2 separate regions of the Homo sapiens genome follow, and region 1 is linked to region 2. Evidence: chromatin loops called from intact Hi-C (ENCODE). Cell type or tissue: endothelial cell of umbilical vein. All regions are shown on one strand.

What was found. A loop is a pair of places that touch in the nucleus more often than their neighbours do. Peaks named below come from ENCODE experiments on the same cell type or tissue, not always from the same donor. Only the 100,000 strongest peaks of a DNase experiment are listed, where the experiment ranks them.
Region 1: a loop joins it to region 2, with 2.1 times the contacts of the local background. A loop is called at or near these places in 11 of 110 quality-filtered maps.

Annotation. Positions count from the first base shown.
Region 1 is chr12:116,120,412-116,128,411 of GRCh38, forward strand. The region is part of intron 2 of MED13L (mediator complex subunit 13L); the gene reads right to left. Among named protein-coding and RNA genes, the nearest start is that of MIR620, 24 kb to the right of the region's middle. In endothelial cell of umbilical vein, no CTCF peak of the experiment used is centred here; DNase peaks (open chromatin) are centred at 1,370 and 3,380; H3K4me3 peaks cover 406 bases; H3K27ac peaks cover 1,819 bases.
Region 2 is chr12:116,062,275-116,070,274 of GRCh38, forward strand. The region is part of intron 4 of MED13L (mediator complex subunit 13L); the gene reads right to left. Among named protein-coding and RNA genes, the nearest start is that of MIR620, 82 kb to the right of the region's middle. In endothelial cell of umbilical vein, a CTCF peak has its summit at 4,540 (motif pointing right); DNase peaks (open chromatin) are centred at 4,577, 5,907 and 6,047.

The DNA.
Region 1 (8,000 bases), 58 kb after region 2:
CATTTTGGCTTCTTTAAATAATCTCTCTTTCTCTCTCTCTCTCTCTCTCTCTCTCTCTCTCTCTCTCACACACACACACACACACACACACACACACACACACACACACAGAGTAAGATTTTCTTCAGGGGAAAATACATAAAGAGGGACAGAGTAGTTAGCCTACGTTTCTACAAATGAAATGCATTCTCCCTTTCAAGGTAGACTGAGAAGAAAAACGACTACCAAAAAGTCTATAAGAAAGTCCTATCTTTATGAAACCTACAATCTCTCCACGGCATGCTGTCTCCATTCCAAAAGAAAAAAAAATAAAAAACAGGAAAAAAAGCCTTTCTAATTCTTTTGATCTTTCCAGTTTCTATTTAAATGCTTATAATACCTTAAGAATATAAAGTAGCAAAAAGACTATCTCTATAGACTATGTTTATAAGTCTAATTATGCATAATGGGAGAATTTTCCTAAAATTTTGTTGGTCTCAAAAGAACCAAGAGATCTAAAATGCATGTAAAATAAATGAGTGACAACAGTCAATCAAAACAAGGAATTTCTAAATTAAAACATTCTCCTGCTGTTATTTTGTCTATTACAGCCAGATTAAAAACTAAAACTAAGTACTACTACAGCTGCCTATTTACAAAGAAAAACTATTTTGGCACTAAAGTTATCTCACTTAAATTATAAAAGCTATAATCAGAATGTGTTTACGTTGCTGTTATTCAACCTTTTTTAATACAGTTATCCTCATAATCAAATATTTAAACTGCAAAAGTAGTATATAAATGTTTTTTAACAGAAAAGACAGTGTTTATAAAGGAAAAGTTTTAAATAGTAGTAATTACTGCTTAGTGCCCAAATAATTTTTCAAATCCCCATCAATTGCAATATAACTTCTTTCAACTTCACCAAACATGACTCCTTACAGAATTAATAAGCTTATTTGAAAGAAAAAACATAGAAAAGGTTCAGGGAGAAAAAAAGTCAATATGGCAAAATATCAAAGCAGCATATACTTCAATGATTTTGTGTTTTCCAGCAGAGATCTTGGAAAGATATCCCTTCCAATTCCATAAATGAAACTGACATACTTTACTTGAAGGGGAAAAAAAAATGGGAGGAGGGAGAATGGAATAGGGTAGGGAGGAGCATAAAGATTGTGAAACCTTGAAGAAATTCAAGCTCATGCTTTTAGAATTCAGGTCACCCAGCCTTACACAGTTTAAAAGTAGAATTACTTTCAAAGAATACATATTTCCTCTGAGCTATGATACATATTTCCTTTTAATGTATCATATTGCAGCAACAGCTGAAATGAACGTCTAGACATCAAAAACACTTCTTACTCCCACCTACTGCTTTTTTACCTCAGGCATCAAAACTAATGAAACCTATTATCCAGAACATTGAGTTCAGCAACGGCATTGGCCACTGCAAATATTGGAGGTGGGGGAAGGGCACTTTCAGGGATGGCACTTCTTATTCAGCCGTTAAAATTGTTGAAAATCAAATTTCACTCGAAACTCCAGAAACACAAGTAAAGGAAGGCACAGGAAACAAGTACATTGTTTCCCAGTTAGATTTCAGTAACTAACGGCTAAAGATAGCATAGCTCTGAATCCAAGGTTTATCATTTGCCCACTGCCTTTGTTTTCAATTTCTACCTCAAACATATAAAACGCATCGTAGTGTTTAAAAAAAAAAATCTTCTGAATTATTAAATCTACTTCCAAAAACTACACTAATCAGATATTACAACAAGGAAACATGTATCCACTTAATCTAACTGCAGCAAATGAAGGATACCAAGATAAATAAACGATTTTGAAGTATCTGCTTTCTTAAAAACTGACTTACCAAAGAAACTCAGTAACAAAGGAGCACAATGCTACATTAATTATGAAATATAGCACTTCACACATAAAAAAATCCAATGACTTACAACACTACACCACCACTGACTGATCAATTTATGCTGCCATCAGTTGCCTGGTAGAATCTATATTTGAAGTCATTAATAACTAAATGGACTTATTACTTATATCAACTTCAACCTATTTAGAGCTCTGATTTCTTGAATTGCTCATGAGTGTAAAATATTCAGTATCACTTAACAAATCTATGTTGGAAATGGATTGTAACCTTCCCGATGTCAATTCATCAAACAAATAAGAATCATGGATAGAAGATACATACTAAAACGTTCCATTTATTTCAAACTATTTGCAACCTTAAGTGATTACAAATATTGATAATATTTGGCAGACAGAAGCACAATTGCGATTCAAAATTTTAACAGTGTACTATCTTCCTAAGGAATCAGCATGGGTTCTCTGCCAGTTGCAGGATAACCAGAATTTTAATGACAGTTTCTACACAGCATTGTAGCAGTTGAGACACGACCCAAGTTAGCATTTCAATGGATCACAAGACTCCCTGTAAAGCCAGCAAACTTTAAATTGAAGGAAACCATAAAACTAAATTTCGAGATAAACTGTACAAGGCCTTCAAAAGACAACTGCTACAGAAAACAGGCTGCAATGTTACTTTAATAGCTGCACACTGAAAAAGAAATCTTGCACAATGGCTGTTATTGACTTCTCAAAACCAAATTTGTCCCCATTTGCTACTTCTTCCAAATATTTTTTAAAATGATTACCATTTTTAACCTTTAAAATGATTAACATGCTCTTAATATGCTCTAGAATGCATAAACAAGGGTCCAGAAGGATTAAAATTAACAGTTATCTCTGCTAGAATAATGATTGTTTTCTCCTTTACCTCTTTGAGTATTTTCCAGATTTCATGACAGGCATTACTTTTATAAGCTTACATCATATTTGAAATAAATTTTTAAAATAAGGATCCTATATTAAACAAGGCTGTATGTTCAGAAATTACAAGGAAAACCAATATTTTTAAAACAGGAATCATCACAAGATAAATTTTGAGACGGAAAAGCAGACATGTGATTCAGTTAGAACATATACATTTAAATTCATCATTGCTACAAATAAACATTTTATAAACTTCCTCTAGGACAATGATTTTAATAAAGATGAGTCAACTACTGATTTCAACATTAGCACAATTGAGAAGTAAAAATTTAAAATATTTCCTTCCACTCTTCAGACACAAACTAATTTGAATAAAAAACACACGCACATGCACACACACGTGCACACAGAAGCTTGCTACTAAAATTCTGACAGGGCAAGTCCCCAAATTGCCTTTTACACTAAAGCTCAAACAGTTGTCTGTCACTGCTATTACTATGAGTAATCCTTGCAGCTGTAACTGTTTGAAATGCAGCTGTCTCGTTGGCATTCTCTCCCCACCCCCAGCCATGCAGCATTTCTGTTCTTGCTACAATAATCTTAAAGAGCATTTTACAGGAGGCTTAGCCCTGGCTGAGGGCACTCTACGGCGTGACCGAGAGAACATGGAAACACGATTCATTAGACACGCCTGGAGTGATAACAATGGTGCTGCTTCTTACTGCCTTTCATTTCGTACATCAGGCTGAGACTAATGCATTCTCGTTACACAACAAGCACATTTATAGACAGGGGAAAACTGTAATCACCTTTGATTAAGAGACAGCATATTTTTCCTATATGAGCTGCCAGCCATACTGACATAGTAATTATTTTTTAACTGACAGGTTAAAATAGCAAATGTAGCAAAAATAACATCTGCAGAGAGAGAGAGAAAGACGAGAGAGAGAGAGAGAGAGAGAGAGAGACAGAGACAGAGAGAGACAGAGAGAGACAGAGAGAGACAGAGACTGACTGACTACTGTGAAGACTTGGTGCACAAAGGTTTCTTTAGACCAAACTCAGTGCCATCTCCTTGAGACCTGATGGGTACCTTGGCTTTTATTTCAGCTTGACAGTCTATGGCAAATATTGCAGAAAGACTCTTACAGAAATTCATTCTATAAATCCAATTTTTTGGAGGCAGAAATTACAAAATTATTTTTGTCACTGAAACAGTAATGACTATTGGTCTACCTTCTTTCCACTTCTTTCACTATAGGACTAGAAAATTCAACAGTAGTATCCTTTTTTCCATTATCTTACAACAAAATAATTTGTTCTCTTCACTTTGTTATCTACTTTTACTAGATAATAATTTGTTTTCCTTAATATAAAATGCTACTCCAAGACAGAAAAAAAACTGCTTTCTACTATACCACAGTTTATAAAATGTAACTTTGGTTAAAAACAAGAATGTAGAATAATTAGATCAGTCTATCATTTCACTTAACGCCCATCAATCCCTGCACCTGGTGAAGGTTTTAACTGTAAATATAAAGGCCCTAATTTAAATTAGAAAAAAGTCATAAGCCACATTATACTGACAACATATAAAGTCAGTTTTCTTAAGGAATTTTAAAAAGTGAACCACCTTTCCATACACACAAATGCAATCTTCTGTTGGTTTACACATGTGTGTTGCTGGGTTGTAGTTTATAGAGAATTTGGTAGTTGACAGGAAAAAAATATTTGTCATAAATTGAAAGATCATAGTTAAACCAAAATATTGGAAAATACTTTTTCAAAGTTAGCAGTCTGTACAATTAAGCAATTAAAAAGTCTCTTTTTTAAGCTTTCTACAACACTATTGATTTTTACACTAAGAATGTGCTACAAAATAAAACAATTTGCACATGTGAAAATTTGTTAAGACAGAAAAGAAAACTAACCAATAATAAAAAAAAGTTAAGTCTGGTTCACAAAACTTTGAAACCTGTAATAGCTTTTCAAAAAATAATTATGTAGCCAGGCAATGTGGCAGGAGCCCATAATCCCAGCTATTCAGGCTGCTGAGGTGGGAGGACACATGAGCCCGGAAATTCAAGGCCAGCCTGGGCACTACAGTGTGATCCCATCTCAATCAATCAATCAATCAATGCAAACGGTTATGTACATACAACAAACAAATTTTTGTAAAACAGCAAAATGCTTTAATAATTTTAAATAGTAGGATTTTAGAGTTTTCTGACCTGTGCTACCACAGCAGGTTAGAAACTAGAAAATGTGTAGCCTAACTCTGATATGTCTATAAATGGACCACTGAACACTAATGTGCACTTAAACACAGTGTATTTTGAAGAGAAGTTTTTATGTGTCCCACACAATTTTAGAATTACACAAGCTTAAAATTTTCATCATCTGAAATCAAACAATGAGTCTTATTACAGAAGATAACATCTATACAATTTCTACTGTCGGTGCCCAATCCATGTCTCTCTTATTTTGGTTTTCTGTACTGTGTGAAGTCATGACTCCCCCAAAACTAATCAAATTACTTCTGCATACTTTCCCTGTTTGTCTTCTTTTTGGAAAAGACAAAGTTAATCATCAGTATAAAACATGTCACCACACATTAAAAATTTTTATTTTAAAAACATTTCAGTTTAAATGTATTCTTAGTAATCAGAACATTTTACTTTCATAAACAACTATGGTTTACATATGAATTTCTGTTACAATTATCTGGCTCTTAATAGAATCACAAATTATTATTCTCAACTTTTAAAAGACAGAATGTACAATTCTCCCCTTGTGTCTTCAAAATTAATTTGTTTATGAATGCAAAAACAACCTATTGGAAAGCAATAAAAGTTTCTCAAAACTTTTAAGTTAAAATATATCCAGGAAAAGTTGTCATTATCCAAAACTTAAGCCAAGAAGTTTCCAACTCATAAGCAAAAAATTTATAAATGACCTAAACACACCAACACTGCCAATATTTTTACTTCATGTTGGTGTTTCAACTCTACAAGATTCCTTTGCATTAACAAGTCAATATGAAAACTGCAAGTCCTTTAGGAAATAAAGGTCAGTTATTTACAGTCGCAGTGGTGTGAATGAGTTCAATCCTATGTTCTTTCGAAATCTGGCTAGAATGGCATTTTGGTTGCAAAGTTAAGTAACACCGTTGTTTTGGATAGGGCACAGTCTGGAGTAGGGCAGGCCTGGGCGGCTCCCATAACACAAGGTGCAGTGGTTTCTTCCTGTGGTCCTTGGAGTACTAGAGTCCTGTGCAAGAGCCCCAGTGAGTCCCTCTGGCCCTTTCCATCTCCAGTCTCAACCAGGACAGCTGCAGTTTTATCCAGTTGTAGTTTTAGCCATTATAACTTAGGAAGTTCTACAGAGAGCTCACTTGAAAAGGTATTACAAATAAATACAAAGAGTTTGCAAAGAGGATAGAATTTGCAAATTACCAGAAAAGTTGAAAGAATAAATCAAACCAAAAACCCAAAAAGCCTGAGCCACTGGGCAATGCTAACACTTCACTGGCTCTGTTGCTTCTTTTATAGTTATCTTTACTTTCTTTGAGATTCTTTCCCACTCATATTGCATAATTCTAACAAACTGCACTAGAATGTGGGAAAGCCTTCCAAGACAGATTCTGAGGATTTTAAATGTTTATAAAGTGAAGTCCTAACCAATCTACCCCTTCTAGTTACAAAACCCAGGACCCAAACCAACACTGGTCAAGCATTACAGACTAAATCAGTTTGATAGGCAGGCCTTAGAATCTACCCACCATTCAGAATAGATTTTTCATAGGTTAAAAAATATATATATTTTCCAAATAATTAACTTACAAATTATCTTTTGAAACATAGGCTATCAATAGTTTGTCAACTGGTGCTTGAGTATATTAATTCTTCTTTCCATAGTTTAAATACCAGCTATTAAAAAGCATAACAATAAAAGTTACTTTATCACTTTAAAAGACAGAGTTTTGATAGTGATGGAGCTCTCAGAAAGATTTTTGGTTGCCTGTAGTATTTCTTGGGAGCTATATTAGATCTGTTATATAATAATTCATTTCTTTTGTATGAAATTTTGTTTGTTATAACTCATAATTTAAAAACATTTTTTCAATTCCGATTCAAAAACGAAAAATACATATGAGATAATAGGTTAAAAGTTCAACTGTATATACATCATGATCTCAACTTTTCAGATGTGTGCTTAAATATCTGTAATGGAATAAACAAAAATTATAATTACTATAAATCTTTACCCAAACTTTTTATACTAAATTTTAAATATAAGTACCCCTATGTAGTCCGTTAAACAGTTACTACTCTAACTAAAATATAGATATATTCAAAGGCAATATTACCCACTCAGAATAACTCAGCAGTTCAGATGATAAAGAAAATAACCTAAAGAAACAGTAAACATAAAACAGCTGTTTGGACAGAAGATATACTAACACTTTGTAAAGTACAGAAATTGTCATCCCGTTTCTTTTACAATCCAGCTTCATCAAGAAGCAAAGCTTTTTAAACTAGTCTCCCTGCTTTCACTCAAAGCACCTGAAGTCCATTATTCATGAGAGCCAAAGTAATCTTTTTCAAACCTTAAGTCACATCGTAGCATCCTGCCTCTTAAAGCCTTATTTTAATGGCTTCTCATGGAATTAATAATCTATTTAATAAGCTCCTTACCATGGCCTACAAGGCTCCACCTGATCAAACCTCTGTCTACCTCTTCCAACACCCTCTGTGTACTCATTTCAACAGCACTGGCCTTCTTTTTTCCAACAAAGTGAGCTCAAGACATCTGACTTCCTTTTCCTGTATCTGGCTGTCTCCTCCAAGCGGCATTCCCTACCTGACCCTCTAATGGAAAGTAGTCCTGTCCCAGTCAGTCACTTTCTCATCTATTGCTTTGTAGCAGACAACTGTAAGAAATTATTCATTTACTACTTGTCTTCTCACCCACAAAGAAGAATGTCAGCACGATATGTACAAGGGCAATGTCAATCCTTGTGTGCTTACTATACTGCAAAGAACCTTCCACAGAGAAAAACATTGTGACCCTGAGGAAAACATTCAAAGTGGAGCAAAATGCAACCTAATATGATTCTAAGGATTTTTATACTACGCAAAATAGCCAAACAGACACGTTTATAAAAGGCTTAGCTTTTCTTCCTACTGACAATTGAAGGCTCTTACTTGAACCCTTGATAATCAACA
Region 2 (8,000 bases):
ACAGAGTAGCTGGGACCATAGGCATGAATCACCAAGACCAGCTAATATTTTGTATTTTTGGTAGAGACAGTGTTTCACCATGTTGGCCAGGCTTGTCTCGAACACCTGAGCTCAAGCAATCTGCCCACCTCAACCTCCCTCTATTGGTTTTCTATTGAACAATATTACCTTCATAGGAAATGAATAGAATAGTGTCTCTCTCTCTCTCTCTGTGTTTTTTTTTTTTTTTTTTGAGATGGAGACTCACTCTGTTGCCAGGCTGGTGTGCAGTGGCGCGATCTTGGCTCACTGCAACCTCCACCTCCCGGGTTCAAGTGATTCTCCTGTCTCATCCTCCTGAGTAGCTGGCACTATAGGCATGCGCCACCACACCAAGCTAATTTTTGTATTTTTAGTAGAGACAGGGTTTCCCCATATTGGCCAGGATGGTCTCGATCTCTTGACCCTGTGATCCGACCAACTCACCCGGCCTCAGTATATTTTTAAAACAGAGGGGGAAAACACCAAAGTGGCCCAGGTTGGAGTGAAAGCTTTTTTCACTGAGATGGCCTCACAGACCAGCACACAACATGGAGTCCCAGAGGTCTTCAGACCCTGGCTGAAAGCTGCTTTCTCTATGCCAATCAAATCTGTAAAGTACAAGATGTCCTGTACCCAAGTGGAGATGCTTTTGTGTCTTTGCTGCTTTCTTCCAAAATACTGGCTCTTCCTCCTTTTTGTCTACTTTATTTCTCAAAATAAGTTGTAGATCATTCTTGGAGGCTCAACGCAGCCCAAAACAATCTTACTCTGCAATGCCCACCCAGGCCCTTAGCACAGCAGCTGGCTATTTGATATCCAATTTAGGGCATTTCTGTCTTCTTTCCCCGCCCAGTCTCATCCATAAGAGCAAGGTCTGTGTTAGCCCCTGGGCAGCCCAGAAGACCACTTTTTTGTACTGATAGTAGATAATACATATATAACTGGCTTGAGGGAGGAAAAAAATTAAGCATTGTTTTGGGCCAGTGCAGAGGATCCCTTAAACTCAGGAGTTCAAGACCAGCCTGGGCAACACAGGGAGCCCTCCTTTCCACTAAAAATAAAAATAAAAATAATTAGCTGGGCATAGTAGCCTGTGCCTCTAGTCCCAGCCACTTGGGTGGCTGAGGTGGGAGGATTCCTTGAACCCAGGAGATCCAGGCTACAGTGAGCTGTGATCGTGCCACTGCACTTCAGCCTGGGCAACAGAACAAGACCCTGTCTCAAACAAACAAACAAACCAAATCAAAAAGCATTGTTTGGATATCTAAGCCACTGTTTCCTTCGAGTATTAATAATCTAGTTTTATGTACCTCCAAAACTGACTCTCACTGACCTAGATAAATGGTTATTATAAGCCTTAAGACTCATCAGGCAAAAGCCTTTTTTAACCACCACTACCTCCAAGGAAAAAAACTGTTTATCAAAATACACACCTTTAAAATTTTTCTAATACTTAGTATCATTATGGTACTGTTGTGATATTACTAATACAAAAATATAAACAGTGGTAGAGTCATCCCACTGTACCTACGGGGGATTGGTTCCAGGGCCCCCACACAGATACCAAAATCCACAGATGCTTAAGTGCCTTATATAAAATGGTCTGGGCTGGGCGCATGGTTTGTGCCTATAATCCCAGCACTTTGAGATGGTGAGGTGGCCGGATTGCTTGACTCTAGGAGTTGGAGACCATCCTGGGCAATGTGGCAAAACCCCACCTTTACAAAAAATAAAAAATAAAAAAATTAGCCAGGTGTGGTGGCACATGCCTGTAGTCCCAGCTACTCAGGAGGCTGAGGTAGGAGGGTCACTTGAACCTTGAGGTTGAGTCTGCAGTGAGCCACGAATGTGCCACTGCACTTGGGTGACAGAACAAGACCCCGTCTCAAAAAAAAAAAAAGTCTAGTATTTGCATACGACCTACACATATCCCCCTGCATACTTCAAATCATCTCTAAATTACTTACAATACTGAATACAATGTAGATGCTATGTAAATAGTAGACTGTATTATTGGGGGAATAATTACAAGAAAAAAGTCTGTACATACTCAGACTTAGCCAACCGAGTATGTACAGACGTACTTTTTAAAAATATTTTCAATCTGTGGTTGGTTGAATCCTTGGAGGCAGAACCCACCGATATGGAGGGCCAGCTGTACTTATTTCTTATGAAAAGAGGTCAATTTGATTAAGTTTCTCTGTTCCTAAAAAATTTGGAATCTGGGGCCCCAGATGCCTGGGGAAGAAAGTATGACCGAAAGCAAGAAGCTTTAACAACAGCTTACTTGATGTCTCAGCTGGAGAAGGGAGTTCCCAGGGTCTCATTAATACTCAGCAAGTCTAACAGTGAGCTACTTTGGTGAAGGCAAACAAGGAAGACTGCTTAAACACACAACAAAGCAACTAAACCTTCTACGGTACTATACTGCCAAAAGGGCAGCTTCTTCTCCTTACAGCTCTTCCATCTGACACTGGTACGGCACTGAGACTCGTCACACCATTATGTACCCAATCTCCACATTGTAGAGCATGACTCAACTATAAATGGTATGAGGACAAGGGCCCCATCCATTTTGTCCACTGTTACATCCCCAGCATCTAGCACAATGTGTGGCATATAGTCCGCTTTAAAATAAATATATGTGTCTATATGTATATACAGTCAAGCAACAATGGAAGTACCTTCTAAGAAAAGCATCACTAAGTGATTTCATTGCTGTACAAACAACACAGATTGTACCCAGACAAACCTAAATGGTATATATTTTTTATTTATATAAAATTTTATAGGGAAAATCAAATGTCCCAGCAACATTATTAAATATTAATTATACCTCTTACTTGATCTGCAATGCCAATATCAAGTGCCATACATCAGGTTTCTACATATGCTCCACTATAATCTTTTGGGACTATGTCATATATGGAGTCCATAGTAGGCTGAAGTGTCATTATGCAGTGTGTACGTGTGTGTATATGTGTTTGAAAATAATGTTTACATGTATGGTATGCTCTTAAATAAGGACCGGGAGGATAGCAAAAATAATACACACACATATGCATATATATGCTGAGTATAATAAATAGATGGCAAAAATAAAGAAAAGTATTTTACCACTTCACTTTCACCATCATAGTGTCATATTGATTTTTTACAATATGATCTGAAGATAATTTGAAGAAATTATGTAAAATATGAGATACCACATTAATAAATTTCCCTCCAAGGCAAGATTACATGTAGACCATTTAATATTCCTTCTGACCAGATCCAAGCTTTACTTATAAACAGTTTATAAGATTCTGAAGAAAATATGATTGCAATACAGTAAGATCTCTAACTGCATTCTGGCAGCACATCAAAACACATGTCCCAAGAGGCCTAATATTGCATGGTCAGCGAAGAGGAAAAGTCAAAGAAGTCTTCTACTTTGCTGTTTCTCTGAAGAGGGAATCACATTAGGCCATTAAGTAGTCAGATACATTATTTTATTGCTTGCAAAACCCTTGGGTAATAAAGAATGAGTACAAATTGCCACAGGCAGTTTTGGAAGAAAAACAGAACTGTGCAAAACAATGACAGTTGCTCTACTGCAGCACTGGACAAATGCAGTAAAGAAAACAGTACATCAGTTGCAGTTTTTCTGCTTAAGTAGAGTGCTCTGCCTTGTGTGAGAAGGAGCTATACAAGCACATAACTGCAGAATCTGTGTGTGAATGCACAAGTAGGACAAAGGTGATAGACTGTAAATGCGTTTGTAAAAGCTATCAAGTCGGATTCAGTCTGTCTTTGACTCTCTCTCTCTCACACACATACATACACACACACACGTGTGCACACACAGAGTTCCATTTCCTTCTAAATAATAAGACTGAGGAGCAGCTACAGTGAAAAGCATGCGCACTCTGGACACACAAAAGTAAAAAAGGTAAAGAGTTTTCATTGAGAGGAACATTAATATTTTTCAATGAGGATGCTAAGACAAAAATAAAGAGTGATACTTCTTTAATGTGGCCTATGAGAGAAGAAAACGACTTACTTTCTATGCAAAGAAAACTCATTTGTATCACACCTTGTACAGGTAAACAGCAAGAATGAGGGATTTATTTTCATGGGATTAAGAGAATGAAACTGGACTCACATCTTTAGCCTTGCTTGAAAAATGCTGTTAAATATCGTATGTTCTTCTAAAGACTACTCAAACTTCATTATTGTGCTACTTTAAGGTATTGTGTGAGCATTTTATCTACTTTCAATGTCAAAAACCGCAATTACTTTTGCACCAATCTAATATATACTTCTATACTGTTAAATTTTCCAAAGTATGAGAATCCTGTAACACTATGATTATAAACAATGTAAGAACTTTACATTTAATTACAGAATCTCATAAGAGTTTTTATCTGTAACAAAATACAGAGGACCCCTAACTTGTGAATTTTCAACTTTCAAAATTGTATTAAAAAAAAAAAAAACTCTAGAGCAAAAGCGCATCAACTCTACCGGCTACCAACAGAGGGCGAAAGCGGTCACATGCAGCCACTCCAACACTTCCTGCTACTTCATCTTCTACAGTTGGACAGGTTCATGCTTAGTTTCATGAAGTTTTAAATAACTGACTCTATTAAGTTTAACAAACAAAAGCATTACAAATAAGAAATGTACAACCAACCACAACAAAGTAAGAGATTTTAACAACTGAAGGTGATGAGAAAATGATGAATGTTTCTGCGAGTGGAAATAATTGTGGAGGACAAAGTGAACCCTGCAATACTGGAAATATACTGACACACAATCAAAAATAATCAACAAGAGATGAAAAAAAGCTATAAGATAGAGAATTATAAACAGAGAATATGAAATATGTAAAAACTATTTTTATTATACACTCCTATTAAAAAATACATCCATAATATTTGTATATTTATTTTTCTAATTTTCTATGTGTACCTCTGTATTTCATTCAATCTAAGAAATACATCAACTGTAGACATATTAGAACCAATGAAGTATGGTATTTGACTAATGTATTATATACGTTATGAAGCATATATGAAGTTGGAATTTTCAAAGGAAACAAACAAGAGACCTAGAGACTCTAATATTCTTCTCCCTGCACTTTAACAGACCTTTTGCACAACAGTTTGGAGATCCCCCATCAGAATATAGGATGAAATAAATAAAATGGTAGATGTTAGATCTCAATAAATGCTACTGAAAAGTAGATGCCTCATCTCCCCTATTACATTTATTATATATTGGATATCATCATCTGTGATAAACCTGACAAAACAAGCAAAAAAGCATGAAACAAATATTTCTTATAAAGCATCCCCCCAAAGTTATTCATTAGAGTAATGATGCTGTAGGAGTGAAAGGCACAGATTTTAGAGTCAGACCAACTTGGATTTGTGGCATGGCTATCTATGCCAGTCACTACTAAAAGCACCAGACACTTGCGTATTCTCATCTATAAAATGAACATAACAATCCTTACTTCACAGAACAAAAATAAGGATGAACTGTGAGTAAGCGCATATACGAAGCTTGCAGCAAATGTCTGGAACACAACAAGACTCAATAAAGGACAACAAAGAGATTATTCATGGCAACTTATTTCATCTGTTTAATTACACTAGCTTATCCAAAGTGTTGGACAGAAAGATGATATGTGAAAGGGTTTGACTTAACCAGTCTACTTCACTTAAGTCACTTTTAGATACCACAATTGCTGACACAAATACAGTATGAACCCTCAGACCAAAGCCCATTTCTGCTTATAGATGTGAGTAAATACAGGAAACGCACCAACAATGAGCAAGCATACTGGCCTCTTTATCTAACATAAGCTTCAGGGTACAGGGGTTCTTCGTGAATCTAGCACTGGAAAGTTCTATGTGCCTGCCGTAATCAGCCTCAGATGCATCTGACAGCTGATAATACTAATGGGACAACAAAGCACACTGTGAACAACACAGGCCAGAAGAATCTCCACAACAGCAAGGCTCATTTCAACAGGACAGTTTTCTTAATAAGAGCTTTTAAAACAAATGCCAATTAAATACGAATTTATTGATAATATGATCTGTAGAGCTATATTTTGCTAATTATCATTTATCAAACACTACCACTTCTTAAATACAAACACTCCTGATACACTGTTTAGGATTTCCAAAATGATCAACTAAAGGATTATTGGGCACAAACTGAAGTATGGATGGCAAAATCTTGACACAGATTGTGGGAAACAGGATGGTAGAATAACTGGCCTATACATGTGTTTTCTGACCTCTGCTGCCTCTGTTTATTGCCCTAGGATTGGCAACAGCTATTCTCAGAATAAGAAATCTGAATTCCATCTACTAACTTGAATTGACTTTCTACATGTGCTTTTCAGAATGTCAGTGTTTTAAATTTGAACTTTTAATTTATATTTTAAGGACTCCAATCTGTACTCTCCCTGAAATTGTTAAGATTCTAACCTGTAATAATACCTGTCTGTTCTTGTTGTGTACAACCATACACTACCACTGGCATCACCCTTAACATTTAATGCGGGGGGTGGGGGGGCGTGCATGTCCCTCATTTAAGGTTCAAAACTTGAGAACTCTGGTTATAACCTGGGCAATGAACTGGATCCAAGAGTCAGCGTAGTCAAGAGAATGCAGCACTAACGTCATTACCGAGTGCCATGAGAATGATAAAGGCAGTGCCTCCCTTGAAGTGTCTGAGAAAACTCATGCCCCAAGGAACGCAGAGCCTCTATCTCATTCAATGTGGACATCTTCTCCCCCACAACAGACCATAAAAGCAGTCTATACGCCAGAAACAGGAATAGAAATGGAAGATAATGCCAAAAGAATCCTGAGCAGCCCTATTAAAGATGATACGTGGAACCAAGACTTGTTGGCGGCTGAACTCACTTCCCATTAAGAACAATTCTAACTTTTGTCCATTTCCCTAGTAGATGCTATCTAGCCAACTCCCTTCACATATCACTGTTTAGGAAGATGAGATTTACTGACATGTATTAACAATGGGTAGGTAAGTATGTGGGTACCTTTAAGTATCACCAACCCTTGGTTTTCTCATTTTATTTATTTTTGCTTCATTAATAAAGCTAATTTGTACTTCCCATTTGCTTTCCTTTGCATTTCTTTTAAGTATTAGGCAGATGAATGCTTTTCTTATAAAGTTTCTTGTAAAGACTGGTTGAAACTGAGTATTCTTTGGTACTGACTTTTTAGCTATCAATTACTTGCACAGATTAAGGTCTAATGAATGTGTTCATTTGTAGTATTTTGTGAATATAGTATTTGATATATTTACCATGACCAGTCCATTGCTTTTCTCTTTAATACACGTAGTGCACTCCAAATCCAAAACAGTCCAAAATCCAAAACTTTTTGAGCACCAACATGACACCACGAATGAAAAATTCCATACTTGACCTCACGTAATGGGTCATTACCAAAACAGTCGAAACTGTTTAATGCACAAAAATCACTAAAAATATTGTATAAAACTACCTTCAGGCTACATGTGTAAGATGTATAGGAAATGCAAATGAATGTTTAGACCTGGGTCACATTCCCAAGATACCTCATTATATATTTGCAAGTATTTCAAAATCCAAAAAAATCCAAAATTTGAAACACTCCTGGTCCCAAGCATTTTGGATAAAGAGTACTCAACTTGTACTGCTGGTTTTTGAGTATTTTTAAAAAATTTTTAATGAAACCACCAAAATGCAGTTATAATTACATTCAAGTTTTACAAAGTGTAAATATCTCTCACTCTTGGCATGATTCATTAAGGGCTAAAATAGATAAAGTAGCTGCCAGGGGTCATGTCCAAGGGCAGGAGCTATTATAAGACAGGCAACTAACTGTAATCCCAACACACATTTTGGAGGCTGAAAGTCCAGAATTTAAATCCCAAATCCATGTTAATAGCTATCTGACCTTTTAGCAAGT